Linked DNA regions of Mus musculus: region 1 is linked to region 2. Evidence: chromatin loops called from intact Hi-C (ENCODE). Cell type or tissue: heart. All regions are shown on one strand. Each heading gives the region's core, and the rest is flanking DNA. Links, peaks and the distances in the headings are about the cores only.

What was found. Peaks named below come from ENCODE experiments on the same cell type or tissue, not always from the same donor. Only the 100,000 strongest peaks of a DNase experiment are listed, where the experiment ranks them.
Region 1: it touches region 2 in a loop (2.3-fold over the local background); 6 of 42 quality-filtered maps call a loop at or near these places.

The regions. Positions count from the first base shown.
Region 1 is chr19:24,114,547-24,120,315 of GRCm38, forward strand. Tjp2 (tight junction protein 2) reads right to left here. Exons shown (of 24, transcript NM_001376368.1): 12 at 5,399-5,549. Among named protein-coding and RNA genes, the nearest start is that of Gm41824, 36 kb to the left of the region's middle. In heart, for the core only: no CTCF peak of the experiment used is centred there; no DNase peak of the experiment used is centred there; H3K27ac peaks cover 615 bases.
Region 2 is chr19:23,970,385-23,976,153 of GRCm38, forward strand. Fam189a2 (family with sequence similarity 189, member A2) reads right to left here. Exons shown (of 11, transcript NM_001114174.1): 10 at 4,977-5,269; 11 at 2,366-3,247. The coding sequence ends at 3,041. Among named protein-coding and RNA genes, the nearest start is that of Gm34076, 56 kb to the left of the region's middle. In heart, for the core only: no CTCF peak of the experiment used is centred there; DNase peaks (open chromatin) are centred at 1,287 and 2,647; H3K4me3 peaks cover 718 bases; H3K27ac peaks cover 2,596 bases.

The DNA.
Region 1 (5,769 bases), core at 380-5,379, 140 kb after region 2:
GGGATACAATATGTCTTCCAGTTCCTGAGAGACTGGTGCACTCCCTCAGACAGTAAAGCATTCAGGCCACTTTGTGTTTCTCTGCCTGTTCCCTTGCAAGTCAAGGAAACATGGAAGTTGGACAGGACAACTGGTCTTAGACATTAATCTTGTGTACCCCGTACAGCTTGTAAACTTCACTGTATCCTGGCAACGACAATTGTATTAATCCTGGCAACTGCCACTATATTCTGTTTCTGGTAAGGGTATAAAAACTCTGATTGCTCTCAACAAAATTGTCACAGCCTCAGTCTTGATTTGGCCCCTCCAATAGACTTAATTTAATTCCCCGAAGCCATAGCAGGTGACCTGGACCCAGTAAATAAGCCCAGGCAACTACAAATATTGCCCTACCTTCCTTCTTCAGGTCTCTACATGGCATCACACCTTACAGTCCTTCAAATGAAGAATTTGTCACTGAATCGATTAGGATTTGTCATTCTGTCTGACTCCCTTCTTTTTTTAAGTCTCCCAAAGTAAGTAATAAACAGATAACTATAACCAATGCCGAACGGTGGGGTCTATAATAAGCAGATCTGGAACCCTATTTCTTGAACATTAATTCCAATAAAACCTTGAAGGCACATTCACAGTTCAATTCAACCTTTCTCTTGTAACCCTCATCTCTCAAAAGCTATCTAACCATTGACACTAATCCCAATGTTTTTGGCTGAGGCAAGTTGATTATGAGTTCAAGATCAGTGGGATTCTGTTTCAAAAACAAAGAAAAACATTTAACATGTGTTTGTGAAATCGGGTGCATTAGTCTGACATGGAAGAGCAAGGGGCCCCTGTATCATTAAGCTGCTGGTCCATACATCCTTCTAACAAAGAGTCAACAGCATCTATCCCACAATGCCTGGAGGGGGGACACTAGGGAAGGATGCTGTAAGATAACTTAGAAAGCCAGGAAGTACTTTTAATTCACACTTTCCTGATGGCTAAAGATGTTGAATATTTGGGGGGGGGGGATTCTTGTCCATTGGCATTTCTTCTATTGAAGGTTCTATTTAGTTTCAGGCCCCAACATATCAAAAATATTTACTATGTGTAGAGTGCTTTGCTTGCTTCTACCTCTTTGCATCACATGTGTGTCTTTCTGACCACAAAGGTCAGATAGGGGCACTGGATGCCCTGGAACTGAAGTTCCAGATGGTTGTGAGCTACCACGCGGGGGCTGGAAATCAGACGCAGGTTCTCTGGAAGAGCAGACTCAACTCTGAGCCACCTTTGCAGCCCTCCTGCTTGGTTTTCAATTAAACCTTTATTTTCTTAGTATTTACTTCTTTCTGAAGTATATTCCAGACACCAGCGCTCCCTAAAGACTCCTCCCCTGCTGTAAGTGGCCTTGTCACTCAAACGACGGTGTTCTGTCTGGAGCCTCTGAAGCTTCTTAGTACCATGAGATTCCGTGTGTCAACTGCTGGTGTTATGCCTGGGCTACGGGGATCCTGTTCAGAGTCCTTTCCTGGGCCTGTAAGTGGTACCATGTCCTCTACATCCTTCTCTGCCAGATTCGGGTCTCAGGTTGTATATTGAGATCCTTGATTCACCGGGGAATTGAATCTTGTGAAGAGGGAGGATGATCCGTCTTCATTCTTGTACAACCGGTTTGACCAGCACTGTTTGTTGAAGACGCTGTCTTTTCTCCAGTATGTATTTCTGGGCTTTCAACACTTGTGGGCTTACCTGGGTTTTCAATTCTATTCCGCTGGTCAATGTGTCTCTTTTCTGCCACCATCATGCTGGTGTTACTACCACAGCTCTGCAGGATAACTTGGAATCAGAGACAGTGACCCCTCCGGTAATGTTTTTGTTCTCCAGGATTGTATCAGCGATCATGGGTCTTTTGTGATTTCATATGACTTTTGAGACACATCCCGTCCCCAGTTTCTGTTAAGAATTTACACTGAGCCCCACAGTGGTGGCGCACACCTTTAATCCCAGCACTTGGGAGGCAGAGGCAGGAGGATTTCTGAGTTTGAGGCCAGCCTGGTCTACAGAGTGAGTTCCAGGACAGCCAGGACTACATAGAGAAACCCTGTCTCAAAAAAAAAAAAAAAAAAAAAAAAAAAAAGAATTTACACTGGAATTTTGATGGGGATTGGTTGAATCTAGAGATTACTTTTGGTAGGATGGCCATTTATACAATATTAACACTGCCAACCCACGAACATGGAAGACCTTTCTATCTTGTGTTATCTTCAATATCCTTTCTTTGGTGTATTAAATTTTTCATTGTACAAGTCTTTACCTTCTTTGTTAGATTCATCTCATGATTTTTTTTTTCTTTAGGCCATGGTAAATGGGATTGTTTCCCTTGTTTCTTATTGGTTATGTCTGTTGTTGATATATAAAAGGCTAATGATTTTTGTGTTTATTTTGTGCCTAGATACTTGTCTGAATATGTTTAATTAGCTTTAGAAGATTTGAGGTCTTTAATATAGTCAATAACATGACGGTAAGATCCTACTACTGAAGGTGGAACATACTCGAGTCATGGGCTACAGGGAAATCAGTCATGTACTATGCTGGAAGATGTATTCTCTATCAGCTAAAAGTTTTCAGCGTGCTGGAGGGTTCACTGCATGCTACCAGTGGAGAAAAGCCATCAAGAAACCCTACAGTGATAACTTGCTGGCACCCAGGCCCACTGGTAGAAACCGGCACAGGTTCTGGTGGGATTCAGAAACCAATCTGATACTCTTAACTTGGCTAAAGCCTATGGCCGACTCTGTCATGGGAGAACTTAGTGCTAAATTCTGCTAAATGGAAATAGTAATAAACTGACCACTAAGTTCTTATTCTTTTTTTTTTTAAAGATTTATTTATTTATTATATGTAAGTACATTGTAGCTGTCTTCAGACACTCCAGAAGAGGGAGTCAGATCTCGTTATGGATGGTTGTGAACCACCATGTGGTTGCTGAGATTTGAACTCTGGACCTTTGGAAGAGCATTCGGGTGCTCTTACCCACTGAGCCATCTCACCAGCCCCCTAAGTTCTTATTCTTATACCTATAGATTAGTATACCACTTAACACCAGACAGAAAAGTTTCTTTTTTCTTTTTTTCCAAAACAAGATTTCTCTGTGTACCTCTAGCTGTCCTGTAACTCGATTTGCAGACCAGGCTGGTCTTGAACTCAGAGATCTCTCTTGTCTCTGACTCCTAGTGTGCTAGGTTAAAGGCATATCCTAGCCTACCATACCTGACTCCAAGAAGTTTCTTTATGCAGTCAATAATGACTAATTAAAAGACCCACAACCTGTAAACATATAGAAAGTAAGAGAGTGTGGGGCACTCAGCCTGAAGAGTGTGGAGCACTCAGCCTGAAGAGTGTGGAGCACTCAGCTCTACATGGAACATCTGTACTAGATCCCCTCTGGGCAAGGCTCAGGGATCATCATGGAAAAGGGAGCAGAAAATAAAGAGGAAAGTGATTTGCAAAGGCAATCAGCTCCTCTGTGAAACAATGTTACCATGTAAGATGCTGCCATTCTTGCCTCTGTCCCCAAACAGAGGTCACAGAACTTTGCTGTCTAACCCTCTCTTGTGTCATCTGTGTAGCCTCATCTGCATCTATGAATGCTTTCTATGTACACTGTAAATGCTCATATTTATCTGTTTATTTAAACATAAAAGGGCACACAGGGCTTCAGGGGTCCCTCCATTTCTATGACCTTCTGTTAGGAACAAAGCTATAATTGTCAAAATTAAAACATACTTTGCAAGCTATATTTTAAAACCCGGGGCCAGCGATTTGGCTCAATGCTAACATTAAGGCACTTGCCACCAAACTTGATGACCTGAGTTTGACCCCTAAGATCCATGTGGTAGAGAGAAATGACTCCCAAAAGTTGTCCTCTGACATCCAATGCATGACATGGCACAAGTGTTCCTCTTGCTACCCCCACCCCCACTACACACACACACACACACACACAAATGAGATGTAGTTTTTAAAATCCATGTGACTTAACAACCACCCCCCACAAATGAGTTTGGTTTTGTTACTGTCTTTTCCATTCCAAAACAGATTTTGAAAGAGAAATACCAGCCACATCATATAAATAACAAAGAAGCAGTTAAAATAAGCAGGGGAAAGGAAATAAAAATCAAAGCAGTCATGTTTCTGTTATCTGTAAGACCCGCTGGGTTCAGCGGCAGTACAGCGAACTATACACATAAGGCCTTACCTACGAAAGGCAGAGGCATTCTCAAAAAGCCACCAACAAAAAGAAAGTGGCCAGGCTATGCTAACAGTTCCCTTCGTGTCTTCAGGCTGACACACTACAGTGGAAATAGGCCAGTGTTCCTGTACTTCAAGGTCAGACTGTTCGGTCCTTCCCAACACACAAATATCGCCTTTCATTATCTGAGCGCAGTGCGAAGGGCCGGGCTGGGTGTGCTGGGAGCCTGGGGAGGATTTGGTATCAGCTCCCGCTCACTGTGCTGCAGCTGCCTCTCTGCCCAGCTAGGGGAGATCAATATTTCTCAGCCTTTTACCAAAAAAAAAAAAAAAAAAAGACGACTTTTTTACAGTCAGCTTGAGTGATTAGCAAGGCCACCTGTTGCCTGACCTCTACCGAGGACTACTGCAAAAGAAGTCAGCGGCCACCAGCATCTTCCTGGTCACCATGGTGATGGCCCAAAACAAAACAAAACCACCTTTCTAGGAAAGTTCTGACTATGGAAGCAATTCTCCTTGTCTTTGTTTTATACAGAAATTGGGTGTCTGAAACCCTAGGTGAATTCTCTACTTCTCTTTCATAAAACTCACATGTACTGTCCCTTCCACAAGAGAAATCTATCTTATTCTCCAACTTTAATGAGCAAGGCTCTAAACCTCTGGCTTCCCAGTAGCCAAAAGCACGCTTTCTCTTCATTTGTACATTCGCTGAGTACAAATTAGTATGGGCTGGCATTTGAAAAGATTTTCATGAGTAGCATGGGAAGCTGAAAAGATGTCCTACGATCATGTGCTGCCTCAAGGTTCACTCGGGTCGTCTTCCTGGGCCCTCCCAGGACCCAAAGAAGGTCCCAGAATTTCACTGGAAAGCTTAGCAATGCTAATGAGCAAGGCTTGGGACCTCCCACTCTGGACCATATCAGCAGAGTGCAGAGAGCAGGGGCAGAGAGCGGGCACACTCTTCTGCCTTGAGGTCTGATTCCCTGGATGATTCTGCAACTTCTTCTGCCCTCTGCTTTTGGCACAGAAATGCTTACCAGACCCCCGGTTAATGCCTTGTGGAATTTCCACCAAAGTCTCTCTGTGTGTGTACACACATAGATATAAAGAAAAACCCCTAAACTGAAAAACATCCATCAAAGCCCCTTGTAAGGCGGGGCTTCCTTACCTTCAGAATCTGGTCTCCTTCTTGCAGGCCCTCCTGCTCTGCGGAGGTGCCCTCCTGAATGCCAGCCACAAATATCCCAACGTCGTTTCCACCAGCCAACCGGAGGCCCACGCTGTCTCCCTTCTTGAACCTCACCATTTTGGTGTTAGGGCTGAAGTAGGTTTGGTTTCAGAAAGAAGAGACAAAAATATACTGTTTAAAGAGGAGGATTCTCATGGAGATTAAAGACTTTAACTATTTTCTAGCTCAGGGGTGACTTTACGGTTTATACAAGTCCCTCTCGTTTTTCTCATCTGTTCTATAATTTAATCTCCCTGGGACAGTGATGAGAAACGTCTACCAGCTCACAACAGAACAAAATACCAAATTTA
Region 2 (5,769 bases), core at 457-5,456:
TGGTAAATGTAAGCAGGCAGGCAGCTGGACTTCAGAGCCTCCTCCCTGAAACCTCACTACCAGGCAGGACTCTTGGGGCAGTAAGCCTTCAGCCAGTCTTCCTAAAGTGCAAAAGCTGGGAAAGTCTTCCTCTCTGGCCTCAGAAACCCAGATATAGAGCTTGCTGGAACATTTTGAAGGGGCAACCCCTGTCCTGATTTATCCTGCGCCAAGCTCACAAAGTGAGCGTCGTGTTCTTACTCAACTGAAGCAGGGCCAACAATAACTGTACAAGGCTCTAGGCATCCAGATATCCTGAGTGACATTCACTTTGCTAGTGAAGACTTACTTCAAATATTTCTCTGCTCAGTAATCAATGCTGTTATCATTCTGATGTCACACTTGAAATCCTTTGTCTCTACCTCTGGACCGTGGATCCCTGTGGTGTTTTAATGAAAAACAGCCTGCCCTATATATACTCAGTTAACCTATGTATATGCATGCCACACTTTTAATACTTTGGCATTTGAGAATATTTACACACACGGGGCGGGGGGGGGCGGGGGGGATGAATGGTATTATTTCTAAGTGCCTCATGAGATAAACACTCATAAAATACGGTAGTATCATCAATATTGCAATATTACAAAGAGGGTGGAGGTCAAGGAAGAGATTGGACCCTTCGCCAACACATTCAGGTTCTAGACTTCCATGAGACATTTTGACCCTGCAGAGGCAATTCTAATAAACTGAGGCAGCCCCCCTACCACCTGCTGCCCTTTGGGTGGTGCCCTCAGGTGTCATGTCTTTCCTTGCTGGCTTATGTCTGTCAACCACCCTGTCCTCAGGACACACGGGGGCATCTCTGTACCATGCCTCAAAGGTTCACACTTCTGATACCCAGCCATCTGCCCTGAGCCTTCAAGGCATGCTATACACTCAGTGGTCCAAGGCAACCAGCAAGGGAGTCGGGAAAGAGATTGGAAAGAGCTGCAGCTATGGGCAGAGGGTATGAAAAGTCTAGCCACACACAGAGATGTGGCCAGTACTTTCTCTTACAAACTATGGGGAGAAGCCCTTGGTAGGCTGAGAATTCCTAGCCCTCCCCCTGAAAAAGGCGGCTGAAGAGAATGCCAAGGGACGTGGCAAGACCGACCCGGTTCCTGGGCAGTCTACCCTGTGAGTGACCAGCGGTGAGAGCAGAGGTTTGTGATACACAGTGACTCACAGAGAAAGCAGGTTTGACCTTGGGCAGCAGCCCAGGCTGTGGTGCAAAGCTACATGGTGACAATGAGGACTTTTAGAGAGGCCAGAAGAGGTGTCTCTCATTCAGGATGGAGCGGAGGTGGTAACAACAGAAACCGCCCTTGGGGAAGGAGGCCCCTAATGCACCTCACTCAGGCACTCAGCCAGACCCAGCTTGCTCACGGCCCTTCGTTTCTCAACGTTTCCAAAGCCCACTTTCCAGGACAGCTCAGTGACCCCTGAGGCCACTCTAATATGAATGGTTGATAGAGTCAGGGGAGGCTATGGTCCCATGAACGATGCAGGATGCTCCGCAACCGGGAACACAAATACTACCACCTGAGAAGCTGGACACAGAGAGGTTCCCGAGTCTGGCCACTTGGGTGTGAATGTCAGCTCTACCCCTTGGTTTCTGTGTGATCTTGGACAAGTTGTGAAATATCATTATCCTATAAAATGGAGAAAATAGCAGCTCCCACTAAATAGGCTGTGATGAGCACCAGATGAGAATTTAATACCCTCATCATAGTACTAAGGCGGGGCCCAATAAAACCAGCGCTCACCGCCCCAGGCAGCCTTAGTCCATTTCCTTGCCTCCTCTCCCATTTAAATTAACCACTTTCCCACCAGCACAGTGATCATTTCGAAATAGGATTAAGTTTATCTTGTTTGTGTTAGAAATTTCCGTGGTATCTCACCGTTAACATAGGTTGCAGCTAGCCAGGCTTCCGTCCACCTCTCCTTCAAAAACGATTCTGTGATCACTAGTATGCCTGGCCTCTGTCTCTGTCTCGAATAGTCTCCCCTGGTCCTCAAAGTCAAGGTCAAGATCAAATGTCGTTTCCTCAGAGAAGCCCTCCCTGACCACCCCCTTACTTCTTAGCATCAGTACTATCAGTAATTGCTTTACTGACTTTCTCTTTATACCCCACTAGAATGCAGGTCCACAGAGCCATTCAGGCTAACCTGTTAAATTCAGCCCAGGATTTGCCTGATGCATTGTTATCTATGGGGCTCTGGAACTGTGGAAATGAACTTAGTTTGGTGGCCTAGAGGGGCACCCTGGCCACCACAGCCCAAAATTCACCCTCCATGAGTTAAGGCCTGGTCATTTGAGATCACACAAACACTACACATGGAGTCCAGACTTTCCAACGCCAGCGCTTTATTCTCTGTTCTGTCTTCTAGTTTGCAAGCATGAAGGAATGGACTCAACCATAGTGCTCACCCTTAACGTCCTTCATTTAAAAACAAAACAAAAGAAAAGAAAACAAAACACCGCTTAGCTGGTCTGCTGCTTTTCCTAAAGAGGAAGGGATTGAGGGTAACCTAAAGGAGGCTGGAAGACTGGAGTCACATGGTGTTAACCATCATGTCTCCTGCCAATTCCTCTCACTGAGCAGCCAGAGGCGGCAGGCTGCTATAAATAGCCCGGCAGCTCTCCCCTTACAGCAAGGGAATGAACTTGGCAACAACAAGAGCCATGAGGGGTGAGGCAGGCAAAGGCTAGGGAGCCTGCTTTCTGCTCACCCAGTGTGCACCCCTTGGGGATACTGTGAGACCCAGCAGACAAAGGAGCCCTCCCTGCCTTCTTCTCCAACCAGGAACACACAGACTGGAAGGGCCAGGAAGAACGTACTTCACCCGAGTTCACCTGAGTGCCCTCGTCAGCAAAAAAAGGGAGCCAAAGAACAGGAATAAGTGCCCACCCCAGGAACCCGGTTGAGGGGTTCCCAGTGGGGGGAGGGGGAGGGGTGCCCCTGGCTCCCAGACAGTAAACAGCACTGAGGAGGGACATCCTTCCATGTCACTCAGTTCACAGGACAGTCTCTCGAATGACACCAATAAGGCTGTGTGGCCGCTCAGCCTCCGCTCGCTGCTGGGGCCTCCTCTCGGCTCTCGGCCTTGCTGTCAGAGAGAAGGTGCTTAGATCTCCACAGCTGCGCAGGTGCAGCAGGCCGGGCTGTCTCCTCCAGCTCAACTCCTGGGCCTGGGATGTGCTGGGCTGTGACGGGGCCATTATCTTTGGGAAAAGAAGAGGAGAAGGGAAGATGTTAGCCTCACTAGCGCTGGCCTTTTGACCCGCCCTCTTGCAACCATTGGTGGATCTTATTGTATGCAGTACACTCGATTGGGTGTGAATGTGTAGTCTCGGAGTTGCATTCAGTATCTTCCTCTATCACTCTCCACCTTAGTTTTTAGAGAGAGTCTCTCACTGCAATTGATGCTAGCCACAATGGTTAGACTGGGAGCCACCAGGATCCACCAGAGTTGCAGGCTGGTGCCACGGTGCCTTGTTTTTATATAGGTACTGAGAATCTGCTCTTGGTCCTCATGCCTACACAGCAAACATTTTACCCACTGAGCCATCTCCCCAGCTCCAAGCTGGGGAGTTTTAACAAGAAGCAGGTAGAACCGACACAGAACCACTGTTCTGGATCAGATTTATAAAATGCTAATTAAAAGCAATGATGCTTCAGGTAGCTCTGCTAACCCCGTGGCTAATCAGCGTAAAGAAGCAGGACACTTTATGTGTGAACGCTCTACAGACCTGTCTTTAATGAGTCCTATAACCTTAAACACGGGACAGTAGCACTTCACTTCTCAAAACTACAGTGCTATAGAATAGTTCTCACCCAGATAGGCCTGACGAGGGAGGATCTGTGGAAAGCTGAACTGTCATGTCACTATGGTGTGTGACTTTGTCAGTGGGAAAGAATCAGGAGTCTCACTGCCACCAAGCCTCACAGGACAATCAAGTGGAAGCCACTGTTTCAGAACAGGTAACACAAGGCACTATGGTAGACCATCTACAGCATCCACTCCACTGACCCAGGAGAATGAATTAACAGCCAAGCGGTAACAACAGCTCTCAAATGGGTAAAGAGGAAGTTCTGGCTGGGAGGAAATTCTACTTCTCTGGGGACGCAGGGGTGGAGACTACCTAGCCCAACCCTTCCATTTAATGATGAGAAACCCAAGGCCCAAATGGACTCCATGTACGCCCAGTTTGGTCTTTTACCAAAGTGGCTTCAGTTTAGGGCACCTTTTACTTTTTTAATCTATGGAGAGAAAGCTATTTGGTCCTCTAATTCAGTGGTTCTCAACCTATGGGTTGAGACCCCTTTGGGGTGGTCAAATGATTCTTTCTCAGGGGTCATCTAAGACCATTAGAAAACACAGATAATTACATTACCATTCATAACAGAGGCAAAATTACAATTATGAAGTAGCAAAAAAAAAATAATGTTATGGTGGGGGAAGGGGAGGGTCATCACAACATGAAGAACTGTATGAAAGGGCTGCGGCGTTAGGAAGGGTGAGAACCACTGCTCTAAGTCCCATCGGCCAACTTGTGTAGCCCAGCAACTCACTGGGCATGGGAACAGCTCCTAGACCCTTGCCAGTCATGAGCTTCAGTCTGCCATCATTTTCAAGAGCCGAGAAAACACCACATCCCGGGCAAGCTCCCATTCAGGAACTCATATGCATGGTAAACCCCACAGTGCCCAGATCCTTTGCTTTTTACCAGGCATATTTCACTGCCCAGAAAGTGAGGTTCTCTTCCCTTGGGTCAAGAGCACTGTGGGAAAGTGATGAAGCCCAGAAAGAAAGCTCTCTAGTTTCCTCTCTGAGGACATAACCCCCTCCTCCTCCAGGTCTCTGGAGACTGACCATGGACTCTCTCTCTGCCTCCGATGAGTAGTGACACCGATTACTGGAAGCAAGCCTGGGGCTGTGCGAAGTGGTACCTGCTCTAGGAAACTGGCACTCGTGATGGCTTCTTCCATGTGCCCCTCATCGGATTTCAGAACAGACTTTATGTTCTCTACAAGTTCATGAATGTCCGGAGTCATGCTGCAGGAGGACTGCTCCAGGAACCTGGCCACTAGCAGCTTCGTGTCTATGTATGACCTGTAATCTATCAGAGAGCGGGGTCTGCATCTTGATGCCCGTGGCCTCGCGCCTCTCCTCAGAGTCACTGTAGCGAGATCTAGCCTCCTTTCTGTCTGCGTTGCAGCTTCGCAGCTGAGCACCGGGGTAGCTGTGGACAGAGACAAAATGTCACCATTGAACAAGCCCCTCTGCACACTGACCATAGAAATCTCAGTGTAGACAACATCTGGCAGATGCCCGAGGTCATGCGTGTACATCTCACCATCTTGAAGAACAGAAGGAATGAAGGGAAATGAAACTAACACAGCTCTATTGTGTGAAGTGCACTTGCAATAGGCTGTGTGCTGAGACACTGAACCACGGCACATAAACAGTCCCCAAGGCAAAGACAGATGACACGGCACAGAATCCACAGTGCAAACCACGGAGGAGCGTGTTTTCATGGAGTAGATAGGAATGGATGGCTAAGCAGAAAGAAAAAGATGGTGGACCAACGAGAGAATGTTGGGGCAGGTAGGTTTAGAAGAGTCAAAGAGAGGAAGAGACAGATGACACACTTGTGGGATGAGCAGAAAATATGCTGTCACGGTACCTTGGTCCTAAACATCCTCGGAGCACTCTATTGATGCCTATTTCTGAGGCTCACAC